2 separate regions of the Homo sapiens genome follow, and region 1 is linked to region 2. A link is a loop called in an ENCODE intact Hi-C map of the cell type or tissue named here. Cell type or tissue: prostate gland. All regions are shown on one strand. Each heading gives the region's core, and the rest is flanking DNA. Links, peaks and the distances in the headings are about the cores only. Region 1 overlaps DLEU1 (deleted in lymphocytic leukemia 1). Region 2 overlaps DLEU1 (deleted in lymphocytic leukemia 1).

Region 1 (5,383 bases), core at 230-5,229, 160 kb before region 2:
TGGCCCTGTGCCTACTGTGGTGGACACATACCTGTGTCTCATGAGGGTGGGATGGGAAAGAAGACAGACCTTGCATATACTGGCTGAAGTGTTCACATGCATGTAATCAGTGTTCCTCGACCTCGGTAAGAAACCACAGGGCTGCCCAGTCCTGGTCCCTGCGTGTGTTCTTGCCTGCATCTTACAAATATTAGGAACAGGCCCACACTAGCATGCTATCTCTTTTGGTGTGTTACTTTCAAAAAAGGAAACAACATGAATTTTCATTAAAAATACAGGTAAATTTCTCACTCATTCTAAATCCTGAAGGCAGGTGCACAGAAAATTAGTCTCAATGGAAACAGAAAGTGAAATTGACCACTTTTATTTCTCCCTTTTAAGTAAATTACCTCCCTCAGCAGAGAATGTATTTATTCCAGAATTAATCTGAGCATTTGAAAGTTATTGACGTTTTAGAAAAGTATATCCAAAGGATTGATAGTGGCAAGCTGAACAGTATTTTAAAAACCCACAAAATGTGCCAAGGTCTGAAGGCCATTCAAGTTCAGGGTTGTGATAATAAGCATAACCGTAACTCTGAATTCTGTGAGTTCAATCAAATGCTTGGACTATACAATCAAGTAAAAAGCTTGACAGATTTTTTTATAGTGCACAGCTTAGTAAGAGCTCAGTAAATATTTACTATATTTAAAAAAATCCACCCAGTGTCTGGATGGGTTTGGTCACAGTAGTTCATCATGTAGCCCAAGATAGGGTAGCCCAAGTCAGCCTAAATCTCGTGGTGCTTCAGTGGCACTGAAAGCCAACCATAGCTTCCAAACCTGACGTAGATACTTTAATGTGATAAAGTGGAGCTAATTTTCCCATTTCATGTGTAAGTAGATGCAAGAGTGCACTCACCTCAATGTGGTTTGATTCCTATCCCGCAAAAGCACACTTCAGTCTCAGTATTCATGATGGTTTCAGTTCACTTATTGGTCATTGTCCCTTTGCTCTTTGGTTCTCTGGTCTCAGTGTAAGAATGCACACTGATTTCTGTTAGATTCTATCTGGGCAGAGGGGCGGGGATGGATTATCTTTCTGTGATTGTGTATGAGTTTGGGAGTGGATGAATAGAGGAGGAGTTATGTAGTGAGAAGATGGGTACACTCTGATGAGGGTCTCCAGTGGCGGCCCAAAGTGATTCATGAAGTAGTAGAAGCTGATTTTTGCTCTCTCCAGCCTTCTGCTTTCTAGCCTTAAAGCATCGTGGGTTTTTCCCCTCTCAGGACTCGATTCCCTACGGTGAAAACCCTAATTTATATTTTTTTCTGCTCTGTTCCTATGTGGAATTAACTCTCAGTGTTTTTCAAATTGTGAATCTTGACCCATTAGTAGTTGTTAAATTAATGGGTCAAGCCAGTAGTAAAAAATGAAGTCATATGAAATATATTAGGAAGTGTCAGAGCACATCTTAGGCAGTAGGGAAAGTATTGCTTCTGCAAAAACTTTTATTTCAATTGTACGTGTATGAGAGAGTACTGAACAGTACTGTAAAGGTTGTGATGAGAACAATTTGAAAAGCACTGACCTCAAGCAAGTTGTTAGAGGTGGATTTGTAGGTACACAACAGGCATCAGGAGGAAGGTTTAGGGGCAGGAGACCTCTTCTGTGTACCTCCCACTACCTCATGTCGGCAGCCATCTTCCCATTTGGCCTATATTAAGGTCATACCTATTGTTGTTGGTCCTTTATCCTTGCTTTGTGGAGGACCATCATGAAATCAAAATATTCTTCAGTGAATACTTTGCAGCTTGGAAGGTGCTTTTATTTACATTATCCCACTTGACTACGGATTCTACACACCAGATGCTAGGTTCATCCCAGAAGAGAGGCCGGGTCCAGCCCCCTGCCCCTAAGACCACCTCTAGTATGATCTTATCTAGCTTGTTTTTATGATGCAATGTTAATGCAGCCACTGCCCATAAGGGGACACATGAATCTGAAGGTATTTTCCATGCATGATTAACTTTTAAAGTTATGTTGTATTCCTTGGCCTAAGCAAGGTGTGACTGACCTTATGGCATCTGTAGTAGCCAAGGGTTGACATTAGAGAGGATGAAATAAGCAAGTGGTAATGGCTCTCAGGAATTATGGTAACAAGGAGAAGAGGATGGTTCTTCACTGCTAAGCAGCTTGACTAGGTGAGAGACAGCCAGCATCTTACTGCTTCCTGGCACATGGAGTGTTCCACTGAGAATCACAGGCAGACTCAGGCAACCAGCCACTTTTCAAATGGGCTGTCTTCTGTAGTGCTGTTCCACCACCATTCTGTGGGCCCAACTGTTGCCATTCTGGGGGATCTGCCATTGCTAGCTTAATTCCATTCACTTCAATTCAATTGCTGTTATGAAAGGCCTACTAGTGCTATTCCCCTGAGAATCTATAGAGACAGGGTAGAACTCTTGGATGAAAAGGTGAGGGCTTAGGACATCTGGTTAGTGGAACTTACTTATTTTTGGGCCTCTTTCATCAAGTAACACCAGCTGATGCCTAGGAGTGTGGGAGTCATATCGGCTTTGTTGTCGTCTGTTAGAAACTCTTCGTGTTCACAAAAAAAAAAAAAAAGCAGCCTTGGAGAAATCTTCAACCCAGAAGGAGTTAAGCTGTGTGTCTGCACAGCGCAGCTTTGTTCTGGCAAGGTCCCATCAGTTTAGGTCATTTCTGATGACTTCACTCTCCTGGTGACATCAGCCTCTAATCTCCTGAAGGTGAATTCATGTGCGATTGCTTCAAAATACTCACTCCCTGAGTTCCGAGCCATTCCCGTTGATATATGGACAGAGCTTGTCTTTCCCAGGCCACAGTCTGGTTTGTGCACTGCATTTGTGCTTACCGTATCATATTACCATGTGGACATTATGTCACTAACTGGCACAACCGGCTCAAAATGAAATATGCTTGCTGCAAGCAAAAACCCAAAAGCTAACATCAACTCTCCCCACCCCCTACCCCAGGTACAAAATAAAAGGGCTAGAGGGATGGCTGGACTAGATTTTGGTTTAATATGTTTCTAACTGTTCTCTCCCTCCTCTGCCTTTCTGTGGCCTGAATGTTGATAGTAACTTTATCATCCTTTTCAGTCCTTTATACCCACTAACTCTTGAAAATGTTTGGTCACTGATGGCACAAATTAAATGTAAGACTTTGGAATAATTTAGTTTAGCCTCTTCCTAAAATATCAAGTCTGTGAACTCAAGTAACCTTTTTACCTTCTAAGACCACTTTCTTTTCTTTGTCTTTCAAATGTCATAAAAGAATACAGAGTAGAAATGAAAGCAGCCTGGGCTTATTGGGTAGGTGCCAGGAATTAGCTTTGACAAAGATGGTGTTCTGTGCACTTGGCCCAAGCTGACAGGCATGCAGATGCCTCTAGAAATTGTGGGAGATGAACTGGAAGTATCCCCAGAGTTTGTCCAGTCTTAGGGTGGTGTAAGTACATTTTAGGCCCTTCTCCTGTTATCCACAGGCTGTGTTGACACCCTCTTGTGTCACCAGGGATTCAGAATGCCACAGTGCCTCCCTGACCACTATCATCCTCCTGCTGCCCCCACTCTGGGGCAGAAGAGGGTAGTCTGTCTACAGAGAAGCAGAGTCCCCACACCACTTCCAGGATCCCAAGCACCCATTTATTTTGATTAATAGCTCTTGGCAGTAGACAGTAGCTTCTGGAATACAGAACTGGCCGGGTACACACTGAGGTTTAAAATCACATCAAGAAAATAGCATACTAACACAGGATTGTTAAGGGGAGAAACTGGTGTTCAAACAATAAAATACTACTCTCACTGTTTATCTTTGTTTCATTTTGAAGGAAATAAAGAAATGAAACCTTACAAGTGTAGCAGCCCAGTTATCAAATAGTCATAGCCACAGACACTCAGTTTTGGGGTCAGCCCACAGACTATGGGGGTACTTTCTCTGCCTCTGCACAAAATAAATGTTGAGGCTCTCAATTTTTTGAGGACGGAAATAAAATCCCTGGATGCTTGCAAATATATTTTTTAATGCAGGGATAGCTAGGTTTTCTGAGTTTCAGTTCTGTTTCAGCTGGGGTGCGGGTGGGGGATGGCCTGCATCACAGGGGAAACTGGTGGAATCTTAGTCCAGGAGGCTGGCGCCATTACCATTCACATCAGCTCATGATATACAAAGGTACCAGACTTTTTTTTAAAGGCCCAGTATAAAGTAATCCAACTTTCTTTCTCCTGCTGTATATCCAAGGAGGTGGAAGTATTAAAGAACCCTTTTATACCTTCTCAATGCCATTCTCTTTCTTGGTTCATGCAGGAAAAAAAAAGAAAAAAAAAACACAGAAGACAGACTAGAGAAAAAAAAAACCCAAAAATCTAATTAAAATACAAAATTAATAAAACATTCTCATGTGCTCAAATCCTACATCTTCTCTTCTAACAGCATGGCTGTTATATATGCACCTGCTTACTCTCTTTCCCCAGTAAAGAAACAGCATCTCCTTACTCCAGAGGAATTGGAATTTCCCACTTCCCGACTTCTTGCTCCCTGCAAGCTACTTGAGGACCACAAAGGCTGAGCCTTCTTGTTTGACTGGGAAGACTGGAAGAGCTCTACCTTTCTAGCAGAGAAATGCCTCCTGTGGACAGTGGGCCATAGCCACACATGGGATAGAAGACGTGAGGGGTGTCTGACTTTTGGAAAGAGCTGAGCACTGGATGAGACTTATATTTTTCCCATGTGCCTTACTGGGGTTGTACCTGGAGAGGGAGTGCTTCTTTTCATTTCTGGAGGTAGAGTGCGATTTGCTTTTGCAGTTGGAGAGGCAAGGAAAAGCTGCCAGTGTCTGTAGCAAGCTAGGTAATTTGCGTATAACATCACTCCTTTGATGACGGCATCAATCGCTTTGCTTGACTGATTCTGCGAACTAGTGGGTTCTTTGATGAGTGTGCCTTGCCCTCAGTTTGCTGAGCACTCTTCCTCGGGGTGGGATCTCTAAGCCATAAACAAGGAGTATTTCCCCTCCAGTTTAAGATCACAGGTTGACTTCATCGTATCCACTGTCTCACCAGCTTTCTCCATTCGCCAGCCCAGCCCAAGGGCAGCACAGCCTTGAAGGCACCAAATAGGGAAAGCATGCCACTCCGTACCTCCTTCCTGACATCTTCTGCTTAGATTAGGCTCATGCCAGGGTCAGAGCCAGCTGCGCCATCACACCCGATGCAGCCTTGGGACGTGCTGGAGGTGTAGGGGAGAGGAAGGCTGCCCCCAAATGCTGATCTGCATGTGTGCATCCACCAAAGCATGTGATGGGAACACTCTTATCAGCAGATCTTTCATCCCAGCCCTGCCACCACTGCCGTGTGACCCT
Region 2 (5,383 bases), core at 196-5,195:
CAGACTGAAGGCTACACTGTCAGCTTTCCTGCTTTTGAGGTTTTGGGACTCAGACTGGCTTCCTGGCTTCTTAGCTTGCAGATGGCCTATTGTGAGACTTAACCTTGTGATCATGTGAGTCAGTTCTCCTAACAAACTCCCCTTCATACATTCATCTGTCCAATTAGTTCTGTCCCTTTAGAGAACATTGACTAATACAGTGTGACAGGTCAAGCAAGTGATAGGCTGAGAATTGACCTCTAGATAGAGCAAATTATTGGAGACTTTGATAAGAGCAGTGTCAGTTGAGTGGTGAAGGCAAAACCCTGAGACATGGGTTCAAAAGAGGATGGAAGGAGGAGAAATTGGGGCTGTACAGAACTGGGGCATAAAAATGGCCTATATCTGAAAATAACTCCAAAAATTTATTATTAAAATTAATTTCATTTGTTTCTTTTTAAATTTTTTTCATGTGGCTACTAGAAAAATTAAAATGACAGATGTGGCTCACATTATATGGCTACTGGACAGCACTGATATAAATTATGCTTTTCATAGTTTTATCATAAAGGGGACCAGAAGATGGGATGGTAGCTGGTGGTGAAGTGGGGTAAAGAGAAACTTTTTTCCCCTGAAATGGGAGAATTGCAGCATGTTTGTATGTGGGAATAATATAGTCAAAAGTAGAAGTTGATGATGCAGCAGAAGAGACAGGGGACAAATGATGTCCTGGAGTAGGTGAGTGCATTTGGGTTCCAGCGCATAGGTGGAGGGTGGCCGAAGGGTTATGGACTGTTCATACAGAGTGACAGGAGAGGAAGCAGAATGTGAGGTTTGCAAACAAAGGTGAGTATTTATGGACATGGGAGTGCTTGGAAGTTCCTCTTTTGTAATCTTAGTGACATAGGGAGCCAGTCTTCAGCTGAGAAAAGAGGATGGGGGAGGAGGTTCTCTTCTGACATACACTATAGACCACAGAATTTGGAAAAAAAAAAAAAAAGCTTGCTACTAGGTCACTTAGAAGACAAGGAGGGGACAATGTAGGGTGTAGGGTACTTCGGATTTGCTGGTGGTTCATTACCGGAAACAAAAAATGAAACAACCCATTGGAGACATGTTCCCACTCGGTCATCTTGTCTCCTTCGTTTCTTGGATCCCAGTTTTTTTGTCTGTCTGTTTATTTGTTTGTTTTATCAAAGCAGAAAATAAAAACTCCAATTCTCTCCTCCTCAGTTTGCTTGGTGTTCAACATAGTTCCTCCTGCTGCGGGCCAGCTTGGTTTCTTTAAACTTTAATTGCCACAAAAACGTTTGCACTCAGAGCCCTAAATCTTCCAAGTCCTCCTTTTGTGTTTCTTGTTTTCCTCCTCTTTTTCTGCCTTCAGGAAAGAAGTGAGATGATGATGGCTCTGTCTCAGCAGCTCTCGGGGGGACCTGCAGGCTGGGGAGGCAGCTTCTCTCTGCAATTTGGCCGCTCCTGGACTTGTTGCAGCCAGGCTTCAAAGAGAAACCACCGCTTCCTCCCCGAGCCCCACGCCAGCCTCAGAGGCAGCTGGGCCTATTGAAACATTCAAGTTTCACTTCAGGCTACTTTAAACATTTGCTTTATTCCAAAACAGCTAAACTTGGAGTTATTTTCAAATATAGGCCATTTTTATGCCCCAGTATATTGTGTGGTTTTGAAGGCTTTTTTCATATCATTAGCTGCAACCCCCAAAGGTTAAAAATAATGATTAAGTAAAATCTTTACACGGATTCCTCTGCTCCCTGGAGGGGACACTGGGCAGTGTCCAAACTGCCAGACAAGCCAAGCTGTGACAATAGTGACTTAGCTTGCGACTCTTAGGGTTGTCCAAATGATTATATTCTTGTGGGGAGGAACGTGAAAGGGGGCTGAAGAGAACAGTGTAAGACACAAATTTGGTTTGGGGTTTGGCGAGGATCAAGATTTTTAAAATGGCTCGTGTGCTGAATTCATTTTTTTTTTCTTGCTGTCTTAGAGTAACAATCACATAAACATACTCTGAGTTTATTTTCTGTGAAATAGTTGCAGTTCACCTTTCAGCTGATAAGCATCTGCCCCTAGAAAACCATAAAAAATGGAAGAGTTTACAAGAGGTTGTGAGTTGGCACAACCAGGCAGGGGAGGAGAAAGCACTTAGGACAAGTAAATATTTTACAGCACCTATATTTTCAGACTGTCGCTGCTTCCAAGGCCAGCCTCCTCTCGCTCCTGGCTCACTGCTCCTTTCCCTTACTTTTCCTGGGGCTTGCTTTCTTTCTGTCTTCTTATTTTTTTAATCTCAAAGTTAATATTTCCATTTAATTCTACCTGCTTCCTCCAGTAGTTAACATGCTAGTTAGCTATTTAAACATTTTATAGATTTCTCTGAGCTTGTCATAATTATTTTCTTGGCTGAGCCTTCTGGAGTCATTCCATGTCAGGAGACAGTCTGAAATAGAAAGACAGCAACTTTAGGGTGGGTGCAGCTGGGTTACACCTGTTGCTAAACAAAACAGGATTTATGAAAACATAAACTAAAACAAGTAAAGCAAATCAGAAAAAAAAGACAGTAAGCAGCCTGCCCTGGTAAATTGCATGCTTCTTTTACTGTTGTCCTCTTTGTGTGAGAGATTTGTTTGGGTTTTGGAAGGGACACTTCAATGCACAACCTCTGTAATCCTCAATAAATTCAGTTAGGGTGAAGCAAATCATACCAAGAGGAGGCTCCTAAGTCAAACAGAATGATTTTTTTTTTGGCGCTAAGGGGTGTTTGAATTTTGACAGCTTGTTCTACATTTTAACAATGGAAGCTATGATGGAACAAAACATATTTCTAGACATTGTTGCTTTTTATTTTTAGTGTAGGGTTAAGTGTTAGTGTTAAACATTTTTTGAAAATAAATAAATTTTCTCAATTTTTATAATGCTGAAAAATTAATGACCATATGGTAAAATACTCTGACTGTGGGTGGAATGCAAGGCATCGAAGGACATTACCTAATGGAGGTGGGCGTAGTTTTCCTTGACTCCATAAAGGATTTTAAAATCCAACTGGGCTTAATGTTCCATCTAAATCTGCATTCCATGGCATCATGTCGGTTCACCATAAAAATTAGAGAAAGTTTCTATTGATCAAGAAAGAAGAAAGAAAGAGAGAAAGAAAGAGAAAGAAAGAAAAAAGAAAAGGAAGAAAGAAAAGGGAAGAAAGAAAGAAAGAAAAGAGAGAAAGAAAGGAAGAAAGAAAGAAGGAAAGAAAGAAAGAAAAGAAAGGGAGGAAGGGAGGAAGGAAGGAGAGAGAAAAGAGACATAATTGCTCTATTGTGAAGATTAATCAACTTTATAAAGGAATAAAAATATTTCATAGGGACGTGGTAAAGATTCTTTTGTGAGGGTTTCCCACTTTCTGCTGGAGTGTATAGACCACTTAAGGTAGTCACATCAGGAAAGGGTGAGAACTTTGCCCTTGGACAACAAGAAGATTTTCTTTGCATTTTTTTCAAGAGGCCCAGTTTTTCAAGGGCCTATGACAAAAGTCTGGAGGTAATGAGAAAAGATGCAGACGTGATGATTAGAAAGCTGGTTCTCAGTGTTTGTTTAGTGAATATTAGATTGAGCTTTTCCAGCGTTTAACTCTTGCAGTTAAGAGTTAAGAGTGGTAAGGGGAGCACTGAGTGCTGATTCAAAGGCCAGATAGCATTTTGCAGCTGTGGGGCTACGCACTGGGCCCTGGCCAATGCACCTCATCCCTGCTTTTGCTGGATTTTAACAGGCACCACAGGACCCTTGGCTGCTTAGGCAGCCAACTTTGCTAAATTGCTTCATGGTTTCCATGATGTGAGCTGAAGTCCACCACAGCTAGGTTGGCATCTTTGCATTCATTTCCTTCATGTCCCATTGTAAGTTAAGTCATAAACTGGTACTTCAGACAGTAAAAAGATGGTTCCTTGCCATGCATACTTTGATCTTACTCTGGTGGGAATCATTCCCTTGCCTTATAACTGGCATCTGAACTGATGATACCAACTTTGTAAATGTTTTAAATTTTTGTGGTAAAAAACACATAACATAAAATTTACCATCTTAACCATTTCTAAGTGTACAGTTCAGTAGTGTTAAGTATGTTCATATTGTTGTGCAGCCAATCTCCAAAACTTTTTCATCTTGCAAATCTAAAACTATATACCTCTTAAACTACAATTCTCCATTCTCCCCTTCCCCAAGCCCTGGCAACTACCTTTTTATGTTCTGTTTCTGTGAATTTGACCACTCTAGATAACTTTTAAGTGGAATTATACAGTATTTTTCTTTTTGTAACTGGTTTATTTCACTTTGCATAATGTCATCAAGATTCATCCATGTTGTAGCATGTGTCAGAATTTCCTTCCTTTGAAAGCCTGGACAATATTCCATTGTATGGATAGGCCACATGTTGTTCATTCATTCCTTGAGGGATACTTGGTTGCTTCTACATCCAACTCTATATTTTAGTATTCAACATAATCTGAGGGGTGATATTGTTCTATTAATATTTCTATAACTATTTGTCCCATGACCTCAATTGTTAATAACTGTTGATATGAGGCATCTTTGCCCTCCCAAAATCCCTTTACTAATGTTAAGACAGAGTATCAAACTTGAAATAAGGCAGTAGAATAGCCTCAGTTTTCACGGTCTTGTAAGAGCATTTTCTAAAAGACCTACCCAAAGATGACCTGATTCTCTAGGGGAATGTATCTTATTTGACATATTATTTGTTACTAATTAAGGCTCAGACTCTATGAGATGACATGCTAATTTGTAGGATTTTATTCAGTAGTGATGCAAGTGATTTTGGTCTGGTAAAAAAAAAAAAGGATGACTTTAAAGGTTATACTTTTATTGCCAAGTATAGTATTAACTAGTGTTCTGTCTAACCCAGCAATCTTATTCCAACATTCATTCTCAGATGCCCGCATATATTTAGTTTCTCAAATACTCTTTGCACTGGTTTTATCATTCTGCTCGTTACCTCATTAATGAATTACGTAAATATTTGCCACATGCTTATGTTTATATGCAAGCCATAGTTATAACTTTAAAAAATTATGTTTTGAATTTCTTTCCTGCCAGAGCAGCCAGCATAAATAACTGCATTCTTCATTTCAGTGAAGTTTTTGTTGCTAAGCCATAGAGGGGCCAGGTGATGTCAGAACAGTTAAGCATGAGACCTACACTAGGAAAAAGTAGGAAATGGCTTTCTGCTAAATGTAATTATAGAATAAGTTCTTTTTTTTTTTGAAAGAAGACTGACCAACAACACAACAACAAATTTAGCTTATAAATATGTTCCAGCATTTTAATCTAATACAAGGGCAAAGTAAACCTCTGTGTTGATGTTTGGGCCGAAAACTACCAGCCTCCT

The links. A loop is a pair of places that touch in the nucleus more often than their neighbours do. Peaks named below come from ENCODE experiments on the same cell type or tissue, not always from the same donor. Only the 100,000 strongest peaks of a DNase experiment are listed, where the experiment ranks them.
Region 1: a loop joins it to region 2, with 2.1 times the contacts of the local background. A loop is called at or near these places in 4 of 110 quality-filtered maps.

What each region holds. Positions count from the first base shown.
Region 1 is chr13:50,355,039-50,360,421 of GRCh38, forward strand. All of the region lies in intron 2 of DLEU1 (deleted in lymphocytic leukemia 1), which reads left to right. Among named protein-coding and RNA genes, the nearest start is that of DLEU1-AS1, 170 kb to the right of the region's middle. In prostate gland, for the core only: no CTCF peak of the experiment used is centred there; a DNase peak (open chromatin) is centred at 2,893; H3K27ac peaks cover 2,300 bases.
Region 2 is chr13:50,511,249-50,516,631 of GRCh38, forward strand. The region is part of intron 5 of DLEU1 (deleted in lymphocytic leukemia 1); the gene reads left to right. Among named protein-coding and RNA genes, the nearest start is that of DLEU1-AS1, 14 kb to the right of the region's middle. In prostate gland, for the core only: no CTCF peak of the experiment used is centred there; DNase peaks (open chromatin) are centred at 1,493 and 2,163; H3K4me3 peaks cover 655 bases; H3K27ac peaks cover 1,449 bases.